Linked DNA regions of Homo sapiens: region 1 is linked to region 2. The links are chromatin contacts, found by Hi-C or POLR2A ChIA-PET in ENCODE. All regions are on one chromosome and are shown on one strand. Each heading gives the region's core, a stretch centred on a gene start or an enhancer-like site at or near the end of the contact. The rest is flanking DNA. Distances are from core to core; before and after follow the strand shown. Region 1 holds the start of DTX4 (deltex E3 ubiquitin ligase 4). Region 2 overlaps CTNND1 (catenin delta 1).

What was found. A loop is a pair of places that touch in the nucleus more often than their neighbours do. ChIA-PET counts read pairs that join two places held with the same protein, here RNA polymerase II (POLR2A).
Region 1: a map of breast epithelium shows a loop between it and region 2 (10-fold over the local background). The contact joins the promoter of DTX4 here to the enhancer-like site in region 2. A Hi-C loop is called at or near these places in 1 of 168 maps with a recorded cell type or tissue (breast epithelium) and 1 of 37 single-sample maps with no recorded cell type. POLR2A ChIA-PET finds 5 or more read pairs at or near these places in 1 of 52 experiments (PC-9).

What each region holds. Positions count from the first base shown.
Region 1 is chr11:59,170,119-59,175,291 of GRCh38, forward strand. It overlaps DTX4 (deltex E3 ubiquitin ligase 4), which reads left to right and starts at 2,014. Exons shown (of 9, transcript NM_015177.2): 1 at 2,014-2,688. The coding sequence starts at 2,478. LOC124902601 (basic proline-rich protein-like) reads right to left here and starts at 3,327. Exons shown (of 2, transcript XM_047427951.1): 1 at 3,147-3,327; 2 at 1-2,612. The coding sequence starts at 3,327. The coding sequence ends at 1,804. It overlaps LOC124902675 (a long non-coding RNA gene), which reads right to left. Exons shown (of 4, transcript XR_007062682.1): 4 at 3,581-4,379. RefSeq lists enhancers at 1,151-1,691, 1,778-2,072, 2,700-3,528, 2,971-3,080 and silencers at 1,951-2,520, 2,581-2,630, 4,778-4,847.
Region 2 is chr11:57,796,092-57,801,056 of GRCh38, forward strand. CTNND1 (catenin delta 1) reads left to right here. Exons shown (of 21, transcript NM_001085458.2): 6 at 366-901. It overlaps TMX2-CTNND1 (TMX2-CTNND1 readthrough (NMD candidate)), which reads left to right. Exons shown (of 21, transcript NR_037646.1): 7 at 366-901. Among named protein-coding and RNA genes, the nearest start is that of CTNND1, 37 kb to the left of the region's middle. RefSeq lists an enhancer at 4,422-4,661. Within about 2 kb of position 3,045, at least 29 of the 41 ENCODE cell types and tissues checked have a DNase peak (open chromatin) inside an H3K27ac peak, as active enhancers do; they include PC-9 and breast epithelium, where a contact is called at or near this core.

The DNA.
Region 1 (5,173 bases), core at 764-3,263, 1.4 Mb after region 2:
TGTTTAACATGGAAGATACAAGAAGACCAGATACAAAACTAGGCTGGACATAGGCAGGTAGGCGTCAGTTTCCTTCTGCCTTCCATTCGCCTTTCAAACAGCTCATCTAACATTTGCTGGTAGCCTGCTTATCTAGTTTAGATTTTTTTCACCTTGGAATTTCTGGCTTAGCTGGTCAGGTGCTATATTTTCGCTGGTACTTCCAATATCCCCTTGAATCATTACTCTTCACTTTTTGATTCATACTTACCAAGACTATAAGAAAGTTTCCTGAGTTTTGATACTTTCCATTTTTATGACTAGAAATAAAAGTAGCCCAATAAATTTTTAAATTACTTTTTCTTCAGTTTGCCTTCTGTTTCTTTTCCAGAAAATTCTACCCCCATTTTCTCCCTTCCCTTCTTTCACACTGAGACACTTCTACATTGCCTGTTATTGTGCCACCTCTGTGTTGTATAGGACATGCTATGGAACAGGCATTTTCTTTTGAGACAGCCCAACTAAATTTTGAATACTGGTTTCCCCTCTAACTAGCTATGTAATCTAGGGCAAATAGTTTAAATTCCTTAAGTCCTGTCATTTGTAAAATGGTAATAATAATGGCCTATGATATAATTAGTCGAGGTATCCTTGTTTTCTTTTTGTTCTTCTAATTCTGAAACTCGACATTTTAATGAGTGGTATTGTTTAGGTTGGATTAGGAACAGTCCCCAAATAAGGGAGAGGCCGACTAGGCATTTTGGAGGCCAAGCTGTGCAAGAAGACCAGAAAGAACAAAGCTCAGAGGTTCCTTGAGCCTGGTGCCTTTAGGGGCCTGAAGAAGAACAGATCTCACACTTTTTCTTTTGCTTTGTATTTAGAACTCTGTTGGGAGAAAGATAAAGGTAGAAGGATGCAAAATTCTAACAATGGGAGAAATGACAGCTGCAAGGAGAGGGAGGGGGAAGCAACTCTTCTAAAACATAAAAGGGTCATATGATATTTATGAAAAAATTGATTATTTCAAAAAGATTCACAATCCCATTCTCTAACACATAATCTATTTTTACTTTCCCGCATCCTATAACTTGGATCTTGATAAGACTCGATTCGTTGTTTTATGTGGTTTGCAATCTCAACAAAACAAAATTTGTGTTCTTTGACAAGGATAATGCATAATCCTGACTTCAGTCTTCCCTTTTAGTCAGAACCTACCTATTTAAGGTTATTTTCCATATTAACTATTGATGATCAAAATAAGTCTAACTCGTGTTTTTCCTAGTGTTTCATAATTTTAGTTACAGAAACGATGCAGATAAAATTAATCTAACATGCGTCTTCCTGACTCTAGTACGTTGAATCTGGCCAGAAAAACCACATTTGCTCTCTACGTAGGTAATATAAATCCATCATTAGCGAAATTGCTGCATCCCTTTGGACTGGGTCTCATTAGCAGAGGTTGGAGTGGCCACTGGCCGGCACACGACACTTTAGGCCAGCAGGGGGCGGGTAAGCTCCAGGGCACTCGCCCGAGCAGCAGGGGGCGTGTCTTCTGCTTCCTTGACGGACAGCTAAGGATGCGGGAGAGGATGAGGTAATAGGAGCCGGGGCAAGGAAGGAGTTGGGGTGCGCGCGCGTGTGTGTGCGACTGTGAGTGTGCCAGTGCGTGCGCAAGCCCCGAGACAATGCGTGTCTCCAGTTCGCGCTGCGGACACTGATCATGCTGCATTAAGGAAAAAAAAAGAGAGAGAGAGAGAAAATTACATTTGGGGGAAGGAGGCTGCAAAGTTGCGGCTGGGCGACAGTGGTGGTCCCGGGGCCGTGTCATGGCGGGTCGCTTCTCTGCATCAAGGAACCAGGGAAACACACGCGGGCGCGGGTTTGCCTTAGCGCCCTGCTTGGGAGGGGTGGTTCATTCTGGAAGGAACTGAGCAGAGCCACAGGCAGGGGGAGCTCTCCCAGCGGCGGGGACTGCAATTCGTGCGGCGAAGGGGTGGGGAGGGAGGGAGAGAGGGGAGGGGACCAGAGCGTGCCATTCCGAGCGCGGCCGTGCGGCGAGATCCCACCCCGGCGTCTGCAGAGGCCGAGGCGCAACTGGTGCGAGGGCTGGGTCCTTGCCTCGCCGTCAGCCCCAGCTCGCGGCCGCCGGGGCTCGGGCCGCGCGCCCGCCGAGTGGCTTTTGCAAGGCGGGGGCCTGTTTGCAGAGAGCCGGGCATTTGCATGAAGCGACTCGACCCCACAGAGCAGCGGCAGCAGCAGCGGACCCCGGCGGCGGCGGCGGCGCGCGGTCCCAGCCAGGCGGCCCCGGTGTCCCGGCCCCGGTGGATGCACGGCTGGGGAGGAGCCCATGGGCCGGAGCTGAGGCTGCCCGGGGCGGCGGGGCGCGGGGCAGGGGGCGCGGTCGAGGCCCGGAGGCGGCGGCGCAGGAGGAAGCGGAGGAGGTCGGGCGCTCGGGGCCCGGGAGGCGGGCCGCGCAGCGCCGCAGCCCCGGGCTCGCCATGCTCCTGGCCTCGGCCGTGGTGGTCTGGGAATGGCTGAACGAGCACGGCCGCTGGCGTCCCTACAGCCCAGCGGTGAGCCACCACATCGAGGCGGTGGTCCGCGCCGGCCCCCGCGCGGGGGGCAGCGTGGTGCTGGGCCAGGTGGACAGCCGTCTCGCGCCCTACATCATCGACCTGCAGTCCATGAACCAGTTCCGCCAAGACACGGGTGAGCCAGCCGCCCCTGACCCCGCCCCGCCTGCTCCCACCTTCCCAACCTGCCAAGGTACCTCCCTCCCTGTGAACCCACCTTGGCCACCTAGTCGGCACTTCTGTGCAGCAGTGTCACCAAGAGGTGGTGGTGGGAGGCGATTCACTCCGCTGAATCCTCGCAGGATCCTCCCTCCCCCTTAAACATCCATGCAAATAGTATCAGTGTTGTGGTTTTGCAAACCCAGCTTCAACCTAGTCGGTAACAATCCACTCCCCACCCCTTTCATGCCCCCGCTTTTCAGCAGTTGGTGGCCCTAAGTCTTTCTATGTAGAAATTCTAGGGCCGCCCCAGACTACAGGCAATCCCAGCCCTTCGCAAAGGCTTCCTGCCCTCATCCCGTGGCGGCCGGCACCTTGGCTGACCTGACCCTGTTTTGCTTCAGGCACGCTGGGGCTTGCCACACGTCCCCTCACCCCCGATCTCACTGCCTCTGCGTCTCCTGTGTGGGATGCCTCCCCGCAGCTGGGTCCTGGGTGTGGGAACTGGGGGAGGAAGAAGGGATTCCCCGGAGGTTCTCGCTACAGTCGGGTAAGGGAAGCGCCGGGCTCCCTGGGAGGAGAGACTAGGGCTGGGGTACCCTGGACGCCGCGGCATTGGCGAATGCCTCTGCTACACACTACATGCGCGGAAGCAACAGGCCGGAGCAGATGGAGAGAGGAGGGGGAGGCTCGGGGCTTCGGAATGCATGGCAGGGAAGCCGCTCCCTTTGTCTGCGGAGGAGGAGGACGCAGATTCCTAAGGAGAAACTGTCCCCAGGCTTCCTCTTGAAACCATAGCCTGTAAGGAACCCATGGTCTCCTGGAGCGCCAAACTCCTATCTTTTCATGAGAATCAAGTTGTCACTGTAGCCAGCACAAACCCGCTTCCCAGCTGACCTGCCTTTCCAGGTCAGAGCCAGGAAGGGAGCCTCCAGGATGGGGCCTTGGGGGGTGGGGAGTGGGGGTGCTGCCCAAGGGAGAGCAAAACTGCCTCTCTTTGCTCGGTCCTTGCTTAATCGATGACCCGGGAAGAGTTTCTGCCTCCGTCAGTGACAGGTGGGGAGGGGGCCATTGTTTCTGGAATTCTGGCTCGGCTTTCCCAAGAGTGCAACCGAGGAGCCTGGAGAGGCCGGTGTGCTGGGGAGGACGTAGAGAAGATGACTCGGAAAGGCCCTCCCCAGTGAACAGCTGTTTGAGCAGAGTCTCTCTGCTTCCTTGGAAAGCCCCCACATCCTGTGTGCTAATTAGGATTGTCATGGGAAAGGGGTATCTTTCCACCCTCATGTCCCCATCTTTAGTCATAACTCCCAGCAACCCCTTTGCCAAGGACTCTGCAGACACTGGCTGATTGAGGAGAGCTTTCTGGGGAGAGGATTCTGGAAGTGTTAGAATCTGGAGGGGCTTCAACCGTGTGTGGAGCTGAGGGAGACTGGGAGGAGCAGAGAATAGAGAGGAATGTGGGGAGATTGAGAAAGAGGATTAAGTGTGGCTGAGGGGGAGGGAGAGAATGTCATTGCGCAACTTGGGTAAAGGTTGTGGAGGTGAGGGTGGAGGCATCAGAAGGTGAGGGTGGAGGGGGTGTGTGTTGGGCGGAGCTGAGCCACGGAGGTGGGACCAGAGAGAGAGAGAGAGACCAGCAGTTAAAGCATCTGACAGGGGATTCCAGTCCTGGAAAAAAAAAAAAGCAGGTGTTACCTTTTCTATTTCAGAGTAAATCTCTACAGCATTTGGAAAACCACCCTTGTGACAGAAACGTCTCAGCCCCTTTCCCACATTTGGAAAGGGCAAAGGTGGAATCTGTGTTTGGGGGTACTTAGGATAGGCAAGGTATCTACAAAGGTTCATGACCCTTTCTACAGAAGCGAAGTTGTAGAGAAAACTGGGTGGAAGGAAAGAAGCTACGTTTCCCAGGTCTGATCACTCTTACCTGAGGACTGCCTGGTGGTGAGCAATTTAGTCAGAGGCTGGCGCTCCCTGGACTTTAAACCTCAGGCAGAGAACTTGCCCTGAATCATTTTAAAGGCTGCCTCAGGGTGTGTTTATCATCAGACTGCTGTGGTTTCATCCGCTCATTGCTAGAGTCAGTCAGCCATCCTGAATACCTCTCTGCTGTGCGCCAGGCCCTGTGCTGGGTGCTGCGGACACTGGGCTGAATTCCCAGAAAAGCTGGGTCTGTCAGGGCGCTTGTCAAAGAAGAATAGAAGAATCTCTGGGTTTCTTAGCTCTGAGCCCCCTCCTCTCCCTTCTCCACCAACACACTCATAGTTCCTCTCAATCTCATTGATGAGGCCATGACAGGGTAGGAACTTTAAACCAGTGGCTCCCAGGCAACCTCAGCTAAGCCCTTGCAATGTTTAATTAAATTACCCACCATCCTTAAGCCATAATTCAAAGCTGGGAACCAGAAACATCCCCATAAACAAAAGAGATCTGGAAGTCCCCTGCCCAGAGGCGATTCCTCT
Region 2 (4,965 bases), core at 1,795-4,294:
TTTAATTGTTCATGGCTGGGCGCGGTGGGTCACGCTTGTAATCCCAGCCCTGTGGGAGGCTGAGGTGGGCGGATCACGAGGTCAGGAGTTTGAGACCAGTCTGGGCAACATAGTGAAACCCCGTCTCTACTAAAAATACAAAAAATTAGCCAGGTGTGGTGGTGTGTGCCTGTAATACCAGCTACTCGGGAGGCTGAGGCAGGAGAATTGCGTGAACCTGGGAGGCAGAGGTTGCAGGTGAGCCGAGATCACGCCATTGCACTCCAGCCAGGGCAACAGTGCAAGACTCCATCTCAAAAAAAAAAAAAGAATTTAATTGCTCACTTCCTTAATTAGTTTTTCTTTTTCTTGTTTCCTACTTGCAGGTCAAGAAAGTAGTGAAGACTGTGACAACACGGACAGTACAGCCAGTCGCTATGGGACCAGACGGGTTGCCTGTGGATGCTTCATCAGTTTCTAACAACTATATCCAGACTTTGGGTCGTGATTTCCGCAAGAATGGCAATGGGGGACCTGGTCCCTATGTGGGGCAAGCTGGCACTGCTACCCTTCCTAGGAACTTCCACTACCCTCCTGATGGTTATAGTCGCCACTATGAAGATGGTTATCCAGGTGGCAGTGATAACTATGGCAGTCTGTCCCGGGTGACCCGCATTGAGGAGCGGTATAGGCCCAGCATGGAAGGCTACCGGGCACCTAGTAGACAGGATGTGTATGGGCCCCAACCCCAGGTTCGGGTAGGTGGGAGCAGCGTGGATCTGCATCGCTTTCATCCAGAGCCTTATGGGCTAGAGGATGACCAGCGTAGTATGGGCTATGATGACCTGGATTATGGTATGATGTCTGATTATGGCACTGCCCGTCGGACTGGGACACCCTCTGACCCTCGTCGGCGCCTCAGGTAGGCAAGAATAGGGGAAGAGAAAAGGGTCTTTCCAAGACCAGGGACAAGGGGTAGCTTTTCCTTCAACTTCTAGGGGCTTTTTGGGATCAGAGATACTCGTGGCCTCCTCCCCTCTGCTTTTTTTTGGGGTGAAAAGCTACCCTGTTTTTCCCTTTTCTGACTTGGCTTAGTATTGACTTGCTATATATATATAATATAAATATATATATAATTTTTTAAATGAAAATAATATAATTTTATTTTTTATTTTTTTGAGACAGAGTCTTGCTCTTTCACCCATGCTGGAGTACAGGGGTGCCATCTTGGCTCACTGCCACCTCCGCCTCCTGGGTTCAAGTGATTCTCATGCCTCAGCCTCCCTAGTAGTTGGGACTACAGGCAAGCACCATCACGCCTGGCTAATTTTTATATTTTTAGTAGAGATGGGGTTTCACCATGTTGGCCAGGCTGGTCTCAAACTCCCGACCTCTGGTGATCCACCCGCCTTGGCCTCCAAAAGTGCTGGGATTACAGGCGTGAGCCACCGCGCCTGGTCCACAAGTTGTTTTCTATAATTGAATATATGGGCCAGGCGCGGTGGCTCACGCCTGTAATCCCAGCGCTTTTGGAGACTGAGGTGGGTGGATCACCTGAGGTCCGGAGTTCAAGACCAGCCTGACCAACATGGAGAAACCCCGCCTCTACTAAAAATACAAAATTAGCTGGGCGTAGTGGTGCATGCCTGTAATCTCAGCTACTCGGGAGGCTGAGGCAGGAGAATCATATGAACCCGGGAGGCAGAGGTTGTGGTGAGCCAAGATCATGCCATTGCACTCCAGCCTGGGCAACAAGAGCGAAACTCCACCTCAAAAAAAAAAAAAAAAAAAAACAACTTGTGATTGTTATTAGTCTGTGTCCTGAAGAATGAACTTTGCTTCTGCTTCTATGCTGAAGTTTTTGCTGTTTCTGGCTAAGATGTGACCCCCTTTTGGTGTGTTAGGCAGAGGATTCTGATGTCTGGGGCCATGGAATTCTTGCTCACTTCTTCCTGGGAATTTCTTTAGTTTCTGATTTGGTATTAAGAACAGAGTCCATTGGGCACGGTGTCTCACGCTTGTAATCCCAGCACTTTGGGAGGCCGAGTTGGGCGGATCACGAGGTCAGGAGATCGAGATCATCCTGGCTAACACGGTGAAACCCTGTCTCTACTAAAAATACAAAAATTAGCCGGGTGTTGTGGCTCGTGCCTGTAGTCTCAGCTACTCAGGAGGCTGAGGCAGGAGAATCACTTGAACCCGGGTGGCAGAGGCTGTAGTGAGCCGAGATCCCGCCACTGCACTCCAGCCTGGGTGACATAGTGAGACTGTCTCAAAAAAAAAAAAAAAAAAGCCAAAAAAACCCCAAAACAAAACATAGTTGAGGGTTTTAGGAATTCAGAACCAAAAGAGACAGTTGAGGACGTGTATAAGAACTTTCTTGTGTTTTTAATCCCAAAGTTAAAAACAAACTTTGACCTCACAAGGGCCTTGACATTCTATGCTTAGGGTCTTATTATTTGATTGTAAAGTGAAATTGTGGTGGCATCCTTGGGTGGGGGTCGGGGGATACATTAGCAACACTCTGAAAGGTCACTAAGCAGCTGCCTACTCTGACTTTACTACTTGTTCCTGGAGATTCTTTGGTGATGTGAAAAAAGGAGTGATTGATGTTTGGACTGGTACATGGTTTGCCTTGTTGCATTGAGAGAATGCTTTAGAATGGGGTCGACAGACCCCTGAAAATGACCACGTAGAACTATTTTAGGCTTTGCAGGCCATGTATCATCTTTGTCGTATGTTGTTCTTTTTTTCAAACAATCTTTTAAAAATAGCATTATGGGGATGTACAAAAACAGGTTTGGCCCATGGGCTGCCAATGCTGCTTCAGAATAAATTAGAAACAGTGTTTTCCAGGTAAAGAGAAATGATAAGAAACAAGGGATGATTTATGGTTGTCTTGATGGTAAGGATATCCTAGCAGCTGTTGCTGAATTTCTCTATATGGGGTCATGACCTTTTAAAGCAAATGCCTTGGTGCTCATTTTCCTCATATATTAGGTAGCTTTGGTTAAGAGTGAACAGGGCTGGGCCCAGGGGTAGAGGCCCCATTATCTAAGACTGAGTCACTCACCTTTCAGGTGTCTTGGATAGCTAATCCAACTCCCATGTGACTCATTTTTATTCCTACAGGAGCACCAGACCTCGGCTGGTGCAACCTAGAGCAGTGGTAGATAACAGCCTTCATTGAAGCAGTCTGTCCAGGGTGTTGGCTCTACTGCAAGTCTGCTTTTTCTGACTTCCTCATTAGTAAAGAGTGATTGGACCCAGATGGGTGTGGGTGGCCAGGTCATTCTCTGCCATCCCTAGTTGTGCTAGTTCACATAGAGTTTTGGGCCTGGTTCTTGGGTTTGTTCCAGGGTAGCACTGGACTTGGAAACCTGCTTGACTAGCAAGCATATTTGCTGCTTCCTGTTCCAGGCTAGAAGAGTAATACAAGGTCAAACTTAAACAGTGAGGCAGTGATTAGTGGAAAAAGCACTGAACCCTGAGACCTTGGTTCTAGTTGTGCCTTTGCCACTAGCTAAGTAGCCTCAAGCAAGTCATTTGGTCTTCCCAGGCACAGCTTTGTTTCTTGTAAAACAAAGGAAAGAATGTCCAATCCACTGCCTTTGTATAGAAAAGGATATAGGATAGAGTTATCTGGAAATTTTGGTTATGGTAATTGTTCTTATAATTTTGTATATTAATAATAGAGGTTAAACATGTTCAATACAGAGCCTGAAAAACCCAGAAAAGCATTACCATCTATTGATAAAGAACCACTGTTAACATTTTGGTGCATATCCTTTGAGTTTTTTTAATTATACATGTAACTATATCCTATTTTCCCTCTACTAAAATGGAATCTTAACATACTGCTTAATAGCCTACTTTTAAGCTATCTAAGCTATTCATTTTGTTTCCGTGTTTTTTTTTTTTTTTTTTTTTTTTTTGAGATGGAGTCTTGCTCTGTCACCCAGGCTGGAGAGCAGTGGTGCGATCTGGTATTATACCCAGGAGGCTTTTTGTTCCATGCATGGTATTTTATAATGTTAGTAAATACTTTTCCTTAATTTTATAGTAAGCAGAAAATTTTTATGGTTGGGGTGGATGCAAAAGTGATACATAATAGTTTAGAAGACAACCAATTTTGTTTTACCAGCTGTTTGGGCATTTTTAGTACCCCCTTCTTGATTTGAAGGGTTTAATCTTGACCTTTTTTTTTTTTTCTTCGAAATAGAGTCTCGCTCTGTCACTTAGGCTGGAGTGCAGTGGCACAATCTCAGTTCACTGCAACCTCCACCTCTTGGGTTCAAGCGATTCTCTTGCCTCCGCCTCCCAAGTAGCTGGGATTACAGGTGCCCACCACCATGCCCAGCTAATTTTTGTATTTTTAGTAGAGATGGTGTTTTTCCATGTTGGCCATGCTGGTCTCGAACTTCTGACCTCAGGTAATCCGCCCACTGCAGCCTCCCAAAGTGCTGGGATTACAGATGTGAGCCACCATGCCTGGTCCTGTTTCCGTGTTATTTTAAGACCATCTTGGTCATGGTTTACTAAATGCTTTGTCCATCTGAATCACTGTTGCATAGTTGATGTTGATACCTGTGAGGCAGGCCTTCTGCTCAGGGCAACCTTGAGTATTTGTTGACAGTGGGAGTGGTTTTGTAGAACAAACAATGGCTTATTTGGAGAGCTCCACACAATAGATTATCCTCTCCTGTGGGAGCCAGAAAGAGATGAGCTCACAGATAATGGGTTTCTTCCTTCCTGGTAGTTACGAATAAATAATAGTGTGACAGACTCACCCTCTAGTGGTTGTTGGTAGTACTGAAACAGGAAGAATTGTCTCCTGGTTTGATTTTTCTTACTTTCAATTGCTTTCTCTGTTCCTAGTGGCTGGGCTTCCCAAATGTGATGTTGGTGAATAGGCTTCATTTTGAAAGAGCTGGAGGTATTGTCTTTAGAAATTGGAGGATGGAATCTTACCTCTTAACACATTTG